Regions from separate parts of the Homo sapiens genome. Here region 1 is linked to region 2. Evidence: chromatin loops called from intact Hi-C (ENCODE). Cell type or tissue: PC-9. All regions are shown on one strand. Links, peaks and the distances in the headings refer to the core of each region. The heading gives the core; the rest is flanking DNA.

What was found. Peaks named below come from ENCODE experiments on the same cell type or tissue, not always from the same donor. Only the 100,000 strongest peaks of a DNase experiment are listed, where the experiment ranks them.
Region 1: it touches region 2 in a loop (11-fold over the local background); 6 of 110 quality-filtered maps call a loop at or near these places.

What each region holds. Positions count from the first base shown.
Region 1 is chr10:126,247,993-126,257,162 of GRCh38, forward strand. All of the region lies in intron 3 of ADAM12 (ADAM metallopeptidase domain 12), which reads right to left. Among named protein-coding and RNA genes, the nearest start is that of ADAM12, 140 kb to the right of the region's middle. RefSeq lists an enhancer at 1-381. In PC-9, for the core only: no CTCF peak of the experiment used is centred there; no DNase peak of the experiment used is centred there; H3K27ac peaks cover 49 bases.
Region 2 is chr10:126,194,595-126,203,764 of GRCh38, forward strand. The region is part of intron 3 of ADAM12 (ADAM metallopeptidase domain 12); the gene reads right to left. Among named protein-coding and RNA genes, the nearest start is that of ADAM12, 190 kb to the right of the region's middle. RefSeq lists a silencer at 5,837-6,017. In PC-9, for the core only: no CTCF peak of the experiment used is centred there; a DNase peak (open chromatin) is centred at 4,817; H3K27ac peaks cover 2,355 bases.

The sequences.
Region 1 (9,170 bases), core at 522-8,521, 54 kb after region 2:
GCAGTAGTGCTGTTGGAAGATTGCTGGAGAAGGTATCAGATGTGGGTTCAAGTCTCTGGCCCTGCACCTGCTGGTGGCACAGCTCATTGCTGAAATTACTCGGGTGACATGACTTCCTTCTCTAGGCCTCAGTGTCCTCATCTGCAGATTGAGTGTGGCAGTCATACCCCCTATGCATCACTGGGTAGTGGGAAGAATTAAAGGCCATAATTCACGTATTCTTTCCAGGGTGATGCCGACTTCACATGTCAGGAATTTGTCTAGGTACTCGGAATGAACAAATGAACTCGGAAATGAGCAAAACTTGCAAGGCCCCCGCCCCTGATATGAGAGCACTTAGCACAGAGCCTGGCATATAACAAACAACCATTTTTGTCTCTCCTTAGGCTTCTGACTCTCAACCAGGACACACAACTGCCACTAAGTCATGGCTGGGCCCTCCCAAACACAGGCCTTGCCACCCCTCGAGGCAACGTGACTTTTGTTTTAGAGCTGATTGTGCTGCTTTGGCTTCTCACTGGTCTGTTCTCGTCCTTGGTGGCCAAACAGATGTCTCTGCCATGTGACAGGTTCATCAACAAGCAAACACATTTCAGTACTCTTGACAATTATCGAATGCATACCATGAGCTAGGTATTGTTTTAGGAGCCTCACAGGTATGTATGTATGTATGTATGTATGTATGTATGTATGTATTTATTTATTTATTTATTTATTTATTTATTTATTTATTTTGAGACAGAGTCTCTGTCGCCCAGGCTGAAGTGCAGTGGTGCGACCTTGGCTCACTGTAACCTCCGCCTCCTGGGTTCAAGTGATTCTCCTGCCTCAGCCTCCCGAGTAGCTGGGACTACAGACAGGCGCCATCGTACCTGGCTAATTTTTGTATTTTTAGTAGAGATGGGTTTTCATGATGTTGGTCAGGCTGGTCTCGAACTCCTGACCTCAAGTGATCTGCCCCGTTCGGCCTCCTGAAGTGCTGGGATTACAGGCATGAGCCACCATGTCTGGCCTTCGCAAGTATTTACCTATTTCATTTCCAGAACCAACTATAGAGTAAAATTATTATCCTTACTTTACAGTTGGAGGAAACTGAGGCACAGAGAAATTAAGTACTCTACCTGAGGCCACACAGCTTATGTTTCTCCTAAGTCTTGCCTCCTCTAGGCTAAAATGTTCTCATCCTCTCTTTCTAATTAACTCTGGAAGATATTTTTTATTCTGTAATCAATTTCCCCTACTAAAATGTAGCCACACAGCTAATGGCCAATAGAATCCAATGCAAACACTCTACTCTCCACTACCTCTAGACCACAAAGAGGGCAGTCTAGGTGGGGGTTGGTGGTGATGGGGAGTGCATTTATGTCTGTGAGGGGAAGCAGACGCCTTACAAATTAGCCAAAGTGCCTTAGAAAACCAACACCAGGCGGGGCGCCATGGCTCATGCCTGTAATCCCAGCACTTCGGGAGGCCGAGGCGGGAGGATCACGAGGTCAGGAGATCAAGACCATCCTGGCTAACACCGTGAAACCCGTCTCTAGTAAAAATACAAAAAATTAGCCGCGTGTGGTGGCGGGCGCCTGTGCCTGTAGTCTCAGCTACTTGGGAGGCTGAGGCAGGAGAATGGCGTCAACCCGGGAGGCGGAGCTTGCAGTGAGCCGAGATCACGCCACTGCACTCCAGTCTGCCAGACTCCGTCTCAAAAAAAAGAAAAACAAAAAGAAAACTGACACCAACATGCAGCCCTTGCCTGCAATGTAATTTAAATTGCAGGAATTCTGATTTAGAATTCATGGCTGAATTTGCTTTTCTTCTTTTCTTGAGTTCATCTAGCACTTTGTTACATGCATAAGACATACAGACCCACTTCCCTGACTGCTCATTATTGGAGCACACACCATGGTCCTCTGTCAAGCTGCAAATTCCTTAAAGGGAGAACTGGGTCTTAGTATCCTCACTACTTAGCACAGGGACTCATACACAATAAGTAGGCCACTGATAAACACTGGCTAGAAGAAAAAGAAAGGGGAAAGAAAAGGAGTAAGCAAAAATCTGGTGCATGGCTAGATTCCCCTTCCACCAAAGCAAGACTCCAACCCATCCGGGACTACCACAGAAAGCTGCAAGCCAGGGCATACCGACCGCAAGGCCCTTCAAAGTCCTCGCATGAGGTTTCTTCCCCCAGCATAATCCCAGAGTATATAAACAGGGACTCAAGGACTCAATAAACCCAACAAATATCCCTCCAGAGCTGACACTCACTGGGGCCCACCTTTACTTAAATAAACTAACATTTATAGATAAGATTTGAGAACAAACAGTGCTCTCTAAGATAAACCACTGGGGACAAACCAGGCTGACATTTTGTTCACATGTTTATTGGGAGGGAAGGAGTGTGTGAGCGTGTGTGTGTGTAGTCAAGTTTACCATATGCCTAATAATGAACATTTTTAGGCAGGGAATATTCTGACCTGGCCCTGCTCGTTTATCGTATCTTAAGTTTCTCTCAAGCCTTTAAAAATAATTTTTAATCCATCAAGACTCTTACATGTAAACAACATTTTTCTGATTATTTTTTTGTGGCTTGGGGAATTAAAACAAGGAACCGCAATGGGGACAAAACACTTCTTGGGATTCTGAAGCCATCATTAGCTTTACATTGTTAACCGAAATTTTTGTTGAGACCATTGTAGATTCACATGTGTTTATTAAGAAATAATACAGGGAAAATCTCTGTCCACCTTGCCCAATTTCCTCCAGTGGAAAGATTTTGCAAGCCTCTAGTGTAATTTCACAACCAGGATATTGACACTGATACAGTCCAACAATCTTATTCGTATTTCTAATTTTTATTACACTCATTTATGTGTATGCATCATTAGCTTTTTATTTGGAATAGTTTACATTATTGATCTGCTATCAGCCATTCCAATTTATAATTGTTAATATGCAACGGCTGATTTTTCAGCTCTTATGATGTACTAGGCATGGTGCTAAGAACTTGACACACATGATGTTAATCAATCCCCATAAGATTCTTGCTTCTTTCTTCTGGGAATAGAAACTCTGCCTCTCTCACTGGCTCACATCAAAGTGGCTTGTTCTCCTCTGGCCAAGGGGTAGGAACATGACCAGATGACACAAGGACAGTCCTTGGCAGACCCTGCTGAGCGTGTCCATCGGTTCTTTTTCCAAGATCCCCAAGTGGTCTGGTCCTCGACCTTTCTGAGACCTGGTTCGTTGTGCTTTCCTCCAGTTCCTTCCTAAACATTTCCTCTCTGCTTAAGTCAGCAGTGTGCATTTGTCTTGCCTGCAATCAAAGAAACCTGTCCAGAGAGTGGGTAGCATGTTATTATTCTTTATTTAGATGAGGAAGCAGGCTTAAAGAAGTTAAAGAACTTGCCCAAGGTCACTGTCTTGGTCAAAATTCTCCAGAGAAACAGAACCAATAGGATAGATGGATGGATGGATGGGATGGATGGGATGGACAGATGGAATCGATGCGATGGATGGGATGAATGGATGGGATGGACAGGATGGATAGATGGATGGATAGGATAGATGGGTGGGATGGATGGGATGGATGGATGAACGGACAGGATGGATAGGATGGATGGATGCATGGATAGATGAATGGATGGGATGATGGGATGGATGGGATGGATAGGAAGGATGGATGGATGGGATGGAGAGGATGGATGGGATGGATGGATAGGATGGATGGATAGGATGGGATGGATGGATATGATGGATAGATTGGATGGATGGATGGGATGATGGGATGAATGGATTGGATGGATGGATGGGATGGATACATGAATTGATGGGATGGATAGGATAGATGGATGAATGGGTGGGATGGATAGGACAGATGGATGGATGGGATGGATGCAATGGATGGATGGGATGGATAGGATGGATGGATGGGATGGATAGGATGGATGGATGGGATGATGGGATGGATAGAATGGATAGATGGTTGGATGAACAGGATTGATGGATGGATGGGATGGATAAATGGATGGATGGATTGGGTGGGATGGATAGATTGGATGGATGGATGAGATGGATGATGGATGGGATGAATGGATTAGATGGATGGGATGGATTGGATGGATGGATGGGATGGATGGATGGATGGACAGGATGGATGGGTGGATGGATGGGATGGATGGATGATGGATGGACTCAATGGATGGGATGGATGAGATGGATGGATTAGATGGATGGATGGATTAGATGGATGGATTGGACTGATGGATGGGATGGATGTATTGGAGAATGGATTAGATAGATGGATGGAATGGATGGGATGGATGGATGGATGGGAGAGGATTAATTATGGGAATTGGCTCATGCAGTTATGAAGAATAAGAAGGCCCATGATACGCTGTCTGCAAGCTGGAAAACTGGGGAAGTTGGTGGCATATCTCAGTCCAAGTTCAAAGGCCCGAACACCAAGGGAGCTGATGATGTAACTCTGTCTAAGGCCAAAGGTCTGAGGACCTGGGAGGCCAGAGTCTAAAGGCTGGAGACCTGGAGTTCTGATGTTCAACCAAGGGCAGGAGAAGATGAGTGTCCCAGCTCCAGAAGAGAAAGTGGGCAAATTCACTTTTCCTCTATTTTTGTTCTATCCAGGCCCTCAACTGACTGGATGGTGCCCACCCACATTGGGTTACGGGGGATCTTTCTTACTCAGTTCACCAATTCAAATGCTGATCTCTTCCAGAAACACCCTCCTCATGGATACATCCATACATAATGCTTTACCCGCTTTCTCGGTGTCTGTTAACCCAGTCAAGTTGACACCTAAATTAACCACCACAGTCACACAGCTATGAAGTGGTAGAACAGGGACACTGAGCAGGTTGCCTGGGTGCAGAGCTGATGCCTTAGCCCTGGCATACTGCCTCCTGCTCCTTGTAGAAAGGGACAAAGGTGGCACTTGCAACTTCATGGTCTTCTTTGGAATTTCTCTGGATGATTTTTCAACCATGCTCTGATATGTGCTCTCGAAACCCTGAAGTGACGTTCTATTATAGCTACTGTCACATAACAGGACATACCTGTTTAGGACTGTGGTTCACATTCCTGATGCCATTCCAGAAGGACTGTGCCAAAATATGCTTAGCACTCACTGATTTGAAGTATTCTTCCAAACCCACCCTTCCCTGAACCTCTCCCTGCAGGGTCCAGCACAGGAAATGGTTTCTGACCACTCTTGACATTTACTGCAATTTTTTTTTTTAAGACCGAAAGCGTGAGCATGCATATATTACACTTTCAAGTCACCATGATGCATTTCTCCAGCATTAGCTTGTGCTTTTACAACTGGTCTTCATCAAAGGTTTTTCATCTGCTCGCCAATGTGGCATGTGTCCTAATGACTCATGATGAGGAGTCGTTCCTTTTAGCATGATTTATGCTCGCTTATCATTCTCTTGTTCTCCAGAGGGGAAAGCTGCTCTACTGAATGAGCTCAGCCCACATAGAAATAGCCACTAAGCAGCTGTCTCTTCATGTTAAGAAAACTAGCTAATGGCAGTGTCCACGAATCATCCCACTTGAAGATTAGAACAAGACATCTGCTTCTCGTGTGGCAGAGCTTGGGCTAAGAGGGGGAACACCCACCCCCCAGAGAAAACCCTGCTCCTCTGACAGCTCCTGGACTCACTTTGCTTGAGCAGATCTTTGTGGGTTGGGTGGGGGGAGGGCTTCTGCTCTCCTCCTCATACTGTCCCACTCTTCCTCCCAGAGGGCTTGTAGGGACCAGGGCAGAGCCTGGGATAAGCAGGGAATGAGATGCGGTTCTTGCCTGGCCTGAGCTGGCACAGGCTCCATGAGAGAAGCCTCAAGGATGAGTGAGGTGAGCCCTAAGCCCTCCCCGTTTCTCTTCACTGGCAGGCCTGCCATGCCCCATCCTGTACCTGGAGTTGAGCAATTACAGCACAGGATGCTGAAGGCCAGACTTCCAGGGCGCTATGTCTCTGCCGGCTCACCCAGCCCAGTGCTATCTTCAGTCAGAGCCATTCAGTGGCCATCCTCCAAGGTCCTATGGCCCCTCTGCTACCCTTCCCCAGTCCCCTCCTGGGCAGCACTGTCCATCTTCCCAGCTCATCCCTTCCTTTCCCTTGGGAGGCTCCGGAGGTGTGTTCAGCTCTCAGCCATTAGAACAGGTTTGTAGCTTGGGGTCTGCAGGCAGCCTCCCTGGGTCTGCAGCCAGCTCTGGCACCTATCAGCTGCGTGACCTGGTGGGAGTCATTTGATAGGGCTGTGCCTCAGTTTCCTTGGCTGGAAGACAAGGACAGTAATGGCACATACCTTATAGGGTTGATGTGAGGAATAAACAAGATAATGCAGGTGAAAATGCCAAGCGCAAGTCATGTGCTCCCTCTGTGTCAGCTGTCGGCATTGTCACTGGCTCCAGGAAGAACCTGCGGTCTGGTCAGCTTCACCCCAGCAAGAGCAACTGACAACACTTCCTTCTCAGGATGCAGTCTTGGCCTCTTCCCCTGCGGATGCTCTCCTCATCTCCTCTTGCCTTGCTCACAGAGTCCACCTGCACAGGTGTGTTACTCAGCGTCAATTCCACACCCGGTCCAGGCGGGAGGCCCTTTCCTTGGCCCTCCTGAACTGCTGTTCTTCCTTCCTTCCTTCCCTAGGATCCAGAGCATCCATGGAGCCACCACCGTAGTGAGGACAAAGGCCACTGACCGCTCTGCTCACATGCTCCCAGGCCTCCTCTGAACTGTGCAACAGTCGCCATCGCTGGGGAGGCCCCTCTGTTTTGCAGGGGTTTCTTCACCTGTTCAGAAATTGCTTCAAGACAATAGGACTTAAGAGTGTACTGACAGCCTGGAACTGTCATTAGAACCATTAAAACGTCATCTCTCTTGACATAAACCATAATTAAGACAATTAGGGCACCATCTCTCTTCCCTGACATCAGTCCCCCTTTACAAACCACAGAAGTCTCATGTTCTGGCCATAGTTCGCCCCGGTCACCAGCCCCCGGTGGCATTTGGACAGGGGCCACCCTCGGAGCACGGCTTTCCTGCACCCGAAGTGGGGTCAGCTTGGACAGCTTTGGGGCATTCCTGTCGTGAGCCCATCTGCTGACTTGTCCTGCAATGCCACCCTCTGTGGGTTCCACACTAGCAGTCCCAGCTCCCAGTGGTGTCGCCGGCCAGCTGGCACTCAGGCTGATGTCAGGTGGTGATAAGTACAGGTTTCTTCCTGTCTTCCTTTTGCTACACTCAATGAAAGTTTGTGAGGCCTGAGAACTGAACAGACTCAGGTTTTGACTTACTTTGGGAAGTAAGAAACTGCTCCTTTTGTACCTCAAAAAGAAGCCTCAGGTGTGTGGCAATCTCAGATGGTGTCCCGAGTCCAGCTCTCGTTCGCATTCAGTCCCAGCTTCCTCCCCACGGCTCCACCTCACACACTCACCCTTAGAACGCAGCCCCTTCATGGCAGGAGGACTAGGAGGGTCCAATAAGGCAGTTTAAACATTGATGATGTCATCATGGCCATACTATTAAATTTTGTAAAAAGCAAACAGCAAAGGTTTCCAGGAAAACTGATTTTTAAATCCTAGCATTAAACAAAATAGTACAACCTCGCTTTATACTAATATCAAAACACACTTCCTCCTGCCCACGGAGGGTCCCTCCTGATGGGGACTTCGTCTTACCTTTCTTTGAATCCCCAACAAAGCACCTGGCTCCATGAGGGTTGTCTCCAGGACAACTGAATGATACTCTGAAGGGGGGATGGCAAAGCTAACTGGCCCCATTGCAGCTAGTCTCAGAGATGTCTGCACAGAGGCAGCAGACAGCCGAGGCACACGCCTGGTCATTATGGTGTTATCCTTCCCTCGCCTCTACCGGAGCCAGATCCAGCTAGTGCAGGCTGTCCAAGGGCCTTCGGCATCAGGAACGGTGCAGGGAAGGAGGTGGGTGCCCATGGGCATCTCGTCAGGGCACTTACCACCCAGCCAAAGGAATATCTTCACTCGCCCACCACGGCTGGTAGTTAGGACCAGCCAAGTCTGCCACGGTGGTGCTCAACCCTGTTGCTTCTGCAGATCACCTGGGACACTTAAGAAAAATACTTATGTCCAGGTAAAAGTAAATCAAATCACCCCCCTACCTGGCAACTTTGGTTTTTGCTCCAGGTGATTCTAATGTCCAAGCAGAACGAAAGCCATTGGTCTAAGATCTACCAATCACATTGTATGAATGAACGCTTAGTTTGTGAATGAATGGGTAAACATGAATGCAGAGTCCTATGGCTCTGTAACAGTAGAAGGCCAATGTATTAGGAAACAACTCTGGGTTTATGACCTGGACCCTTTGTTTTAGTTTCTAACTCTACCAACAACTACGGGATCTTGGGCAAGTGTCTAAACCTCCCTGCTCTTCCAGTCTCCATCTGTAAAATGGGTGACGTGGCCACAGTGATCTCTGAGGTCCCTTCATTCCCTCTGCATTGATAGAGGTTCTACTACCTTGAGCCGTCGCTGTGTGTCAGACTCTGGTCTGGGAGGTGGGGATTCAGCCCTGGGGCCTTCAGGAGCTTACCTTCCAGCAGACATCCTCACTTCCATCTACTTCCACTTAGAAAGTCTACAAATCCAGGAGTCTACTTCATTTATCTGGACAATAGCCCAGTGCAGAGAAGCAGAGACTATACCAACTAAAAAGCAGAGGAACTGGAGAAAATTTTCCCTGAATCACTCTGGAGGGCTTCAAAAGAATGGAGACAGATGAGATAGGAGCCCTAGAGGATGGGGAGATAGTAGGTTTATCCAGAAATCTCTTTTATATTAACACCAACATTGCAAAGGCTGGTTCTTTAAGTACTATATTGCATATATATTCCTAAGAAATACTGTTCCTGCACCTTTGGATGGGAATAATAATAATAATGATGATGATGATGATGATGATGGAGGGACTTCTGTGGTTTTGCAGCTTTTCATATTTTGCAGAGCATTTGACCATCCACTCTTAGCAGTAGCCCACCCACTGGCCACCTGGGGGCTCCCCAGTCCACTTCTGCATCCTGCATAAGGCCTGCAGTGCCCACTCTCAGCCCCTTCCTCCCTGAACACTGACACCACCTGTATGTGTACTGCCAGCCTGGATTCCCTTTCACTTGACAGCAAC
Region 2 (9,170 bases), core at 395-8,394:
GTATAACACACCAATCAAAACAAATTCACAAATGAAATACAGAGTAAATTACCAACCCAAGACCACTCAATTGAAGGATATTAATTCAGCCTAATGGGTAATGTGGTTTTGTGGAAGCAAAATTGCTCATTCAGAGCTTCAGGGTAGAAAGTTGCAACCCTGGTTCTGGGTCTGCAGTGAATGTTTCTGTATTTGCCTGTAATCGTACCCTTGTATAATGTCTGTTGACATACGTATGTAACACAGAATGCTAGGAACATCTTCAAAACTTTGTCTCAACGGGATAATCAGACCTCATGTGGCCCCCAAAATTCTGCTGGCAGGCAACGCTTGAATGCCTATGGCAGTGAGGTAGAATTTGATAGTCTTGTTACTTTAAGCTAAGGTCGCATGATTGTAGTATTAAAAAATCTGCACTAATTACGTATCTGCCTTAAATATTGTTCTCCTTTATATGTAGAATCTTAAAAAGTTAACTCTTAAAAGCAGAGCTTACCAGGGGTGGAGGGCTTGGGGGTGGAGAGATGTGGGTCAAAGGACACAAAATTTCGGTTAGGAGGAATAAGTTCAAGATCTACTGTGCAATATGGTAACTACAGTTAATACCAGTGTATCACATTCTGGAAAATTGCTAAAAGAATAGATTTTAAGTGTTCTCACCACATACACACAAAAATGTGTGAAATAATACATATGTTGGTCAGGTGTGGTGGCTCATGTGTATAATCCCAGCACCTTGGGAGGCCCAGGTGGGTGGATCACCTCAGATCAGGGGTTCGAGATTGGCTTGGCCAACATGGTGAAACCCCATCTCTACTAAAAATAGAAAAATTAGCCAGGTGTGGTGGTGTGTGCTTGTAATCCCAGCTACTCGGGAAGTTGAGACAGGAGAATCGCTTGAACCCGGGAGGCAGAGGTTGCAGTGAGCCAAATCGCACCATTGCACTCCAGCCTGGGCAATAAGAGCAAAACTCCATCCCCCACCCAAAAAACAAGAACAAAAACAAAAACCAACATACGTTAATTAGACCAGTTAAGCCCTTCAACAATATATACATATTTCAAAACAACATGTATATGATATATATGATTCTTAAATTTTTCAATAAAAAATACAATTTTAAAAATCTGCATTATGTATCAATCTTAAATATTGTTGAATTCTTAGACACCATTTTTAAATGTGACTACTCTATTTATATGATACAATTTATATGATAAACTTGGGAACTGATATCTAAAAGACAGGGGTCCATGAAACTGTTAAGTTACCTAAAACTTGGAAATAAGGTGAAAAGCTCACTATGTCTGCTTTCAAAGTAAAACCCGATCACCGTCTCACAAGCTGGCCTAGAATGCATCTAAGTGGGGCAGGGGTTAGCGGATGGCCTCCAGGGGCCTGTTTCTTATAAAGTTTTATAGGAATGCAGCTACTTAACGTGTTGCTTATGGCAGCTTTTGTGTTGTGGCAAAAAGAGTGGGGTAACTGCAACAGAGACTGCATGGTCTGCAAAGTCTGAGATGTTTAATAACTGGCCCTTCACAGAAAACGTTTGTAGACCCTCATTCTAGGGGATGCTATTTGGGTTGATTTACCATTTGCTATTGATTAGGGACCTGATTCTGTAAAGTTAGATGTTAACTTGCAGAAGACTGAGAAATGGCAAGTGATATCTGTCAGGCAGAAAAGATAAAGCGCTAAAGTGATGGTTTCATTGCCTGGAAGAACATGAGCCGGTTCTGGATGTGAGCTAGCAGGCTTCTCTCAACCTTCCTTGTTCTCCCTGAGCCTGCTTTGGCATCCTGCTGGTTCCCTCATCAATCAGCTGCATAAACCTTTGACAGATGCTCACTATAGGTTTATGTGAGAGCCATGGCTTTAACTTTCTGAAGTTTGTGCTTTGACATAACTTATTTGTCTACATTTGATTGAAGACACATTTACTGAGCAACTCTGATTGGCTCAATGACCTACTGGGCCCCTTCTATGTCGCTGAGTCATGTTGGATGCTAGGTGGGATACAAGAGTGGGTAAGAACTGGGGTTGACAGAAAATAACTCATCCACTCAAATAACTACAATACATAATACACGTGCTCAGAAATAAATTTGTGTAGTAAAAGTCATAGTTCATGGTAACTGCCTGATTAGTTATAGTTAGTTGCTGGTGGGTGAGATTATGAATACTTAAAGATTTCCTCCTTTCCTTTCTGTAATTTTCTGTAAGGAGCATCTGTTGCTTCTTGTAAAATAAAAAAAAAGTGGGGAATTTGATTTTAACTTTTCAAAAATGTCAGTCAGGGAAAATCAGGGAATGTCGTTTGGCTTCAGTGGGAGACTAGGGGACAAAGGAAAAATTCAGATAGGGCAGGGGATCTAGGGTATAGAGGCCTTGGAAGCCGGGCTGACAAATTTGACCCATCATTTTGGGTAAGAGGGAGCTGCTGTGGCTTTAAGATGGGAAGAAGAGAAAGAAGTAGAAATCTGCCGTGCAATCCAGACCTGAGATAAAGAAGACACGGTCCCAGGTGGAGGCAGGGGTGGTGTGGAAGACATGGCTAGGTGAGGAGCTATTTGTAAAGACAGACTTAGAGATGACGAAGCAAAGATGAGCTGGTTGGAAAGGGCACTGACTAGGGCCCCTACAGGGAGTGACAAGGCATCTTTTGGACAAAGTCCATTGGTGAACTCTGGAAGAAGCCAGCTGCATCTGATCTGTCCTCGAATCCCTGAGGCCGAGCCTGGTGCCCAGAACATAGAACAAGCTCGGGATACATGTCCCAGGCTTGAGCGGAAGGGAGGCAAGTTGAGGGTTTTGGTGATGCAGCCTGGAGGCTGTGCACCACAGGAGGTCCACAGCAAGACTGTGAGTGACCCTGTGGGAGAGGACAGTCGTGTGCTTCCCTCCTGGGGTTGCAGAGGAAGCACAACCAAGCCAGGAGTCCGAAGAGGAGCAGCACAAAGATGGAATGGAAGTCAGGGAATTTCTCATTGCTGGGAACTAAATGACTGATTTAAGGAAGGCCGGATGGTTGAGCATCTGAGGACACAGAGGTAAGCCTGAGAAACAGACCTGGGTTTGGCATGCAGGAGCCTGCCTGGCTGCATTTGGTATTTATATATCACTGGTGCCCAACAAATAGTCAATGAATTTGGAGGCTGAAGTAAAGATACTTAGGTGGCCATGTGACAGAGAGAAGTGATGCTGGTAGGGACATCTTTGGGAAGGGAGGGAGGTTATGAGTGGAGAAGAAGCAAGAAAATGCTTCACAGGCCTGAAAGCCCCAGACAGCGGGTGGTACGTGGAAGGCCTAAGTCTCCACCACGCATGGGGTGACATCACCTCCGTGAACTGCAGGAATGGGAGAGGGAAGGGACTGGGGCTTCAATGTGAAATTACAGTTCTTCATTCCACACAAAGACATGTGTTCCAAATTAACATCACTGTTTCCTAAGAAGCGTGAAGATGCAAACCAGGTATCTCCTCATGGGTTGGGGCTGGTGTTCAGTCAAGATGGACAGCCACTACGGGCCTTGCTCTCCTCCCTTGAGTCCACGGCCCTCCCTGGAAAGCCCCCTGTGGGAGGTGCAGATGCAGGACAGGAGAGGGGTCAGTCACCGTTGCAGACGCCCATGCTCTCCGGCATCAGTAGACACATTTCAAAGACTGAATCTCAACCCTGCCATGGCAGAGGGGAGGTCACGCTATCAGGAAGGTCTGTACCTTTTTCTGGTCTAATGAAGTGTAAGACGACAGAATTTACACAACCAGGAGAGAGACCAGAAGGGCCCGGCAAGTCTCATCACCCACATGCTGGATTTGTCTCCAGCTCCTGGAGCCATTGGGAGGGGCCATATGTTCTGCATTTCACCGGCTCTTGCAGTGAAATATTTGCTATCTGGTTTGTGGACGCAAAATGTGCAACCAGGGCCAGTGTAGCCTTTAGCTCGTGTGAATCCTGCAGCTTCTGTTTCTGGGCCTGAAGACAGAGATCCAGCACCTCCCCTGCTGCTCCTACCCAGCTGTGGGTGCCGGGGATCTCTGCCTGCACCTCTGGATGAGGCTGAGTGCCTGGCACGCATCCTTGCAAAGCAAATGAACAACCATTACAAACAGACTCAGTTTTCATCTCAAGGTAGGTCTGTGCTTAAACCTGACAATATGCTCTTTCCATTTTATTTTTCTTTAAACCCCACCAAATTTCATGTGTATTTATGAATATACTGTTACTGCCAAATTCCTGGCACTTTATTCATATTAGAAACTCCCAGCTGTGGTGAGAAAAGAGGAGAACATTTTTCAAGAGGGGAAGAAATGACTTTTCCCAGTATATCAGAAATATGTCCCATTTTATTACCACTATCTGATATCAAAGAGTAAGGAAGGTAGGCTTGAGCAGAAGGCCTGTAGATTCCAGAAATTTCTTTCAGGGCATCTGTGTCTTTTTATGGTGAGCTTTGTGCTTTTGGGGCCCTAGGAATAAGGAATTTAAGTTATGTAGTCAAGTCCTCAGTCTCACTTTAAAACTACCTGCTTACCAGGTTGAAGACCCCAATAAGTTTAGACTAACCACCTGAATGAAGGTTTCGTTTGGGGCAATTATCTAGATGATTCAGTAAAGTGTAAGAAAAAGTGATTTCAAAGCCTTGGACAATGACAGGAGGATGAGGCAACCCAGCCCTGCTGAAAACTTATCCACCTAATCACCATCGAGATCAGCGGGCCTGACCATCCCGCTGAAATGGCCGGTGTTCATTTCAAGTCATGCCAACAATCATATCTGCTTGCAGTGCATGAGTCATTTTAGGCATAACGGCCACCAGCCAATTTCAACGACTACCCATGACTCAGCCATATTGTCAAGTTCGCAGCCCCTCCTGGCCTCCAGCTAATGCGTTGGGATTCTACCGCAGAAACGCTCCCATAAACCTCTGCTCATCAAGTGTCATCAGCCCCATGCATCATGTGACCCTGTCTGTGGGAAGCTGCTGCTGCTTCCCAGAGTGTGTCTCGGACCGTCTTACACATCTAAACAAAACCAGGTTTTCATTTTTAGACTTCAGTGAGTTATTTTACTAAATCAGAGAAAAATAAACATTTAGAATTACAAATGGAATACATATAAAGTTTCTGTACATGTCAGTAATATTCCCTGATAATGAAAGAATAAGGATGCATTCTTTTAAAATAAGTCATCCTATCCCTGTCTCTCTAGCTAATTGAGATTGTGCATGACCTTGAGAAAGGCATTAAGGTTTGTTCTATTAACAAACATAGACAGTGTGCACCTGATCAAAGCAATGCTTTTTGGTCAAATGATTGACTAACAAAAACAAAAGCCCACTGGCACAAAATACAGGCACTCAATGGGGTCTTCCACACGCACCATGACCTATGTATATAGTCCATCAACAGAAGGAAGGACAGTGACTTACACACTAGTTACCAGACAATTACCACCTACGAGATGCTCTTTAATATTCACTGTTCTATTAATTAGAATATTCTATGAATTGGTATTTCCATGCAGGGTCTGACCTGGGCCACATAATGAGGTGGAACAGGTGCAAGCTGTTAAGGTTGGCAAGAAGTGCAGCTCACACGGGGACTGGATGGTCTGAGGGCACTAGGAGGGAGCAGGAAGGACTCCAGACTTCCTAGGTCTTCAGTTAACTCAATGGTTTTTGTCTTTGAAAATGGAGTAACAGATTAATAACCATGACATTGATCCCCAAACACGATCAGATGCCTTCAAGTATGGTCTCAAGGCTCAGGAAGTTTATGCTCTAATTATGAAAATGAAATTGAACAGTAACCAACACCAATAAAAGCAGGAGCATTTGGAGGTTAAAAACCAGAATTTTGGAGTCAGAAAAATCAGCACGACTCCTGTCTCCATCTCCCACTACTTGGTGAGATCTTGGGCAAGGGATTTGCCTCCCTCAGCCTCAGCATCTTAATCGACAACACCACGATATAATGGTTCCCACACTGTGGAGCTGCCGTGGGGTGCCAATAAGATAATGTGTGCAAAGAGCTCAGTTACGGTGCCCAGTGAACTCTCCAGGAACGTTAGCTATTTATGGCAAGAGCAACATCAGCAGCAACAAAGCACCAGATGAGAAGCTCTAAATGGTTCAGAATGTTCAAAGGAGAGAGGATTCTCAATAGGTTGGAGTCTCCAAGACTCTAGAGAAAGAGCCCAGGATGTGGTTTGAGATGGACGTTGGAGAGTTGTTAGGACTTAGATTTTGTGTACGTGATGGGGGCAGGGTGGTGGTGGTGGTTAAATCAAAGCAACAGAGATGCTGTAAGCAAAGGCACAGATATTGTAAATGGCACATGGAATGTTCTAGAAACAGTAGACCAGTCTGGGCAGGGCATAAATTTCTCATATGGGAGGTAATAGGACGTGATCCTAGAAAGGTGGGGTTGTCCAGGCTGGAAAAGAGTATGAGCATCAGGCTAAAGTAGTCAGAATTTCTTCCACAGGCCAAATGGTTATTGAACAACGGAGTGAGAAAAAGGGATCATTTGAGAAAGGATAACATGATGTGTGCCGTGGGTTGAACCGTCCTTCCAAAAAGATACGTTTAACTCCTACTTCCCGGCACCTGTGATGGTGACTTTATTTAAAAATAGGTTCTTTGCAGACGTAACCAAGCTAAGTTGAGGTCATACTGGAGTAGTGTGGGCCTTACAAGGAGAGGGAAATTTGAACACAGGCACGCAGAGAGGAGGCTGCCATGAGACGAAACAGAGATACAGAAGAGAAACAGGGGAAAAGGCCAAGTGACAAGGGAGGCAGAGACTGGAGTGTTGTTGCCACGAGCCAAAAACGCCAGGGAACCCCAGGCAAGCACCAGAAGCTGGAAGAGGCGAGGAAGGGTTCCTCCCAGAGCCTTGGGAGGGAACGTGGCCCTGCCAGAAGTCACAAGTCCTGGATTTAGGATTTCTGCCTTCCAGAGCTGCGAGAGACCGAGTTTCTGTTGTTTGAAGCCACTCAGTTTGTGGTGCTTCATTACAGCAGCCCTGGGAGATGGGGAACTGGCAATGTACAGGGAAGACATGATGTAGTCACCAGATGAGAGAGTGGTGGTGACAAGGAACAGAGCTGAGAAGCCATTCTTAGAGTGGATCAAAGACCTGGAGATACAACGGTGAAATGAAGAAAGAAAAAGGGAAGTGGTAAGAACCCAGAGAACCGAGGTGCTCCCATTGATAGAAAGAAAGACCAGGCAGAAACAAAAACAGAGAGGTGTTGGCTCTGAGCAAGACCTTCTACCTCGAGCAGAGAGGCCTGCCCCAGAGAGAGGCAGCAGGCTAGTTCAGCAACGTTGTCGTTCACATAAAGAACGTCCAGGGAAAGAATGGGCGGGCCTTCTTTTTGCAAGGTCAGAGCTCGTCCAGTGGAAAGGCTCTGGGGCTGCAACGCACAGGATGTACAGCACCAGTGCCAGGCCTCCTTGTCCACTTCCATTCACTCTTGTCTTAATGCCTTGGCAATTAAAACTTCCAAACATCTCAGTCGATTCTTCTTCCACTGTGGCTGGAGATCCACCCCATGTGGGGAAGTTCTACTCCGAAACTTATTCCCATGGGTTTCTAGCTATTAGTACCTGTGGAAAACTTTTGCTTTATTTCAAGATCTTTAGAAAAATAAACAGGGCATACCATAATTGTTGGTTAATTTGTTTTCAGTTAATTGATTCCAGATTTCAGCCTTTCTGACTATTACCACTTTTACCTTTTTCAGCCTATCCTTAAGTTCACTGAACTGTAATTTTGTATAAATTTAATGACTATCCAATGACATTACGAAGTCTGAAAATCTTGCTTTTGTATCTTGAGGTGTCCTACCCTGTAATCCGAGGGTTTGAAAAACCCCAAAATGCTCTACTACTTCTCTCTCTCTCTCTCTCTCTCTTTAACCAGAAGAAGATAAAGGTCACTCTGCAGTCAGAATAATTGCTGCAGTGGATTGAAGATATTTTTAAAAACTTTCTCTCAAAATTACAGATTTAAGATGACAACGAAAGTAAAATTGCAGTTGAACTCCAAAGCAAAACCTTCAACTAAAAATACAAACTACTCACAACGTACAATTTTGCCGGGGCCAAGAGGCAAAAGAGCTTCATATCAACAGAATTCTCATAATCTCTGAGTGTCTACAGAACTCAAGTGGCTTCAAGTTGTATAAAGTCCCCAAATCACTGCAGGTTCGCAGACGTACGTGTCTCTGAAATGCTCTAACATTTTTCCGAAGGTCAAAGTGAGACTCGATCTTTAAACCACCGAAAGAAAAAAATGTCTCCTTTCAAGACTTTTTATTTCACATTGAAATTAAAAATTAAAATTAAAAAGTTTCACATTGTTGCAGATAGTAGAATACAGGGGAAATTGTGTACAAAGTTCCATACTGGCTCCTTTTAACTGGACATCTTTTGTGAAAGTTCAGGTGCCCAACTAGTTGTCATCAGCGAAGGAGTAAGGAAGGAAGAATGAATTATGGAGACAGCGATGGTCAGGTTTTTAATTCAGTAAAAACCACAAAAAACCTTTATTTCTAAACTGAAAGTTTCTTACCTTAATAACTAATCAGAGTGTACATTTTATTTAATCTATAGGGATTGTAGTAGTAATTTCCTATAAGAAACTAGAAAGTATTCTTTATTTGACATGCATATTAATATGTCTATGCCTTCCTACCAACACCTATTGGAAAGAATTATAGTCTGAAGGAGAAGAAATAGCTTGGTTCAGTTGTTACTAAAATCATATTTAAGGTAAATATTGCAACAGACGTTTTATTTTATAAAAAGCAAGTATAGTGAAATTCCTGTGTGGAATGGAGGTGCTTCAGCCAAGAAAAATTATGTTTTACACATTTCAGACGTTCTTTTTGAATAAATATAGAAGCATAAACACGCAGAAATACAGAAGTCAGGAAGAAAAATGATTTGGGCATAAACTCTATCAAAGCATCAAATACCATTTTACTGAAGAGCTGTTCAATTTTTAGATAAGAAATCATGTTTCACAAACATACCCTAAATACCCTTTGCTTATCTGACAGGATCTGATCAAATATCTTTTGAGGTAAAATTTTCCTTCCTACTCCCACAAATTCTTCAGAAACTGCTTAGCAGAACTATTTAAAAAAATAAGT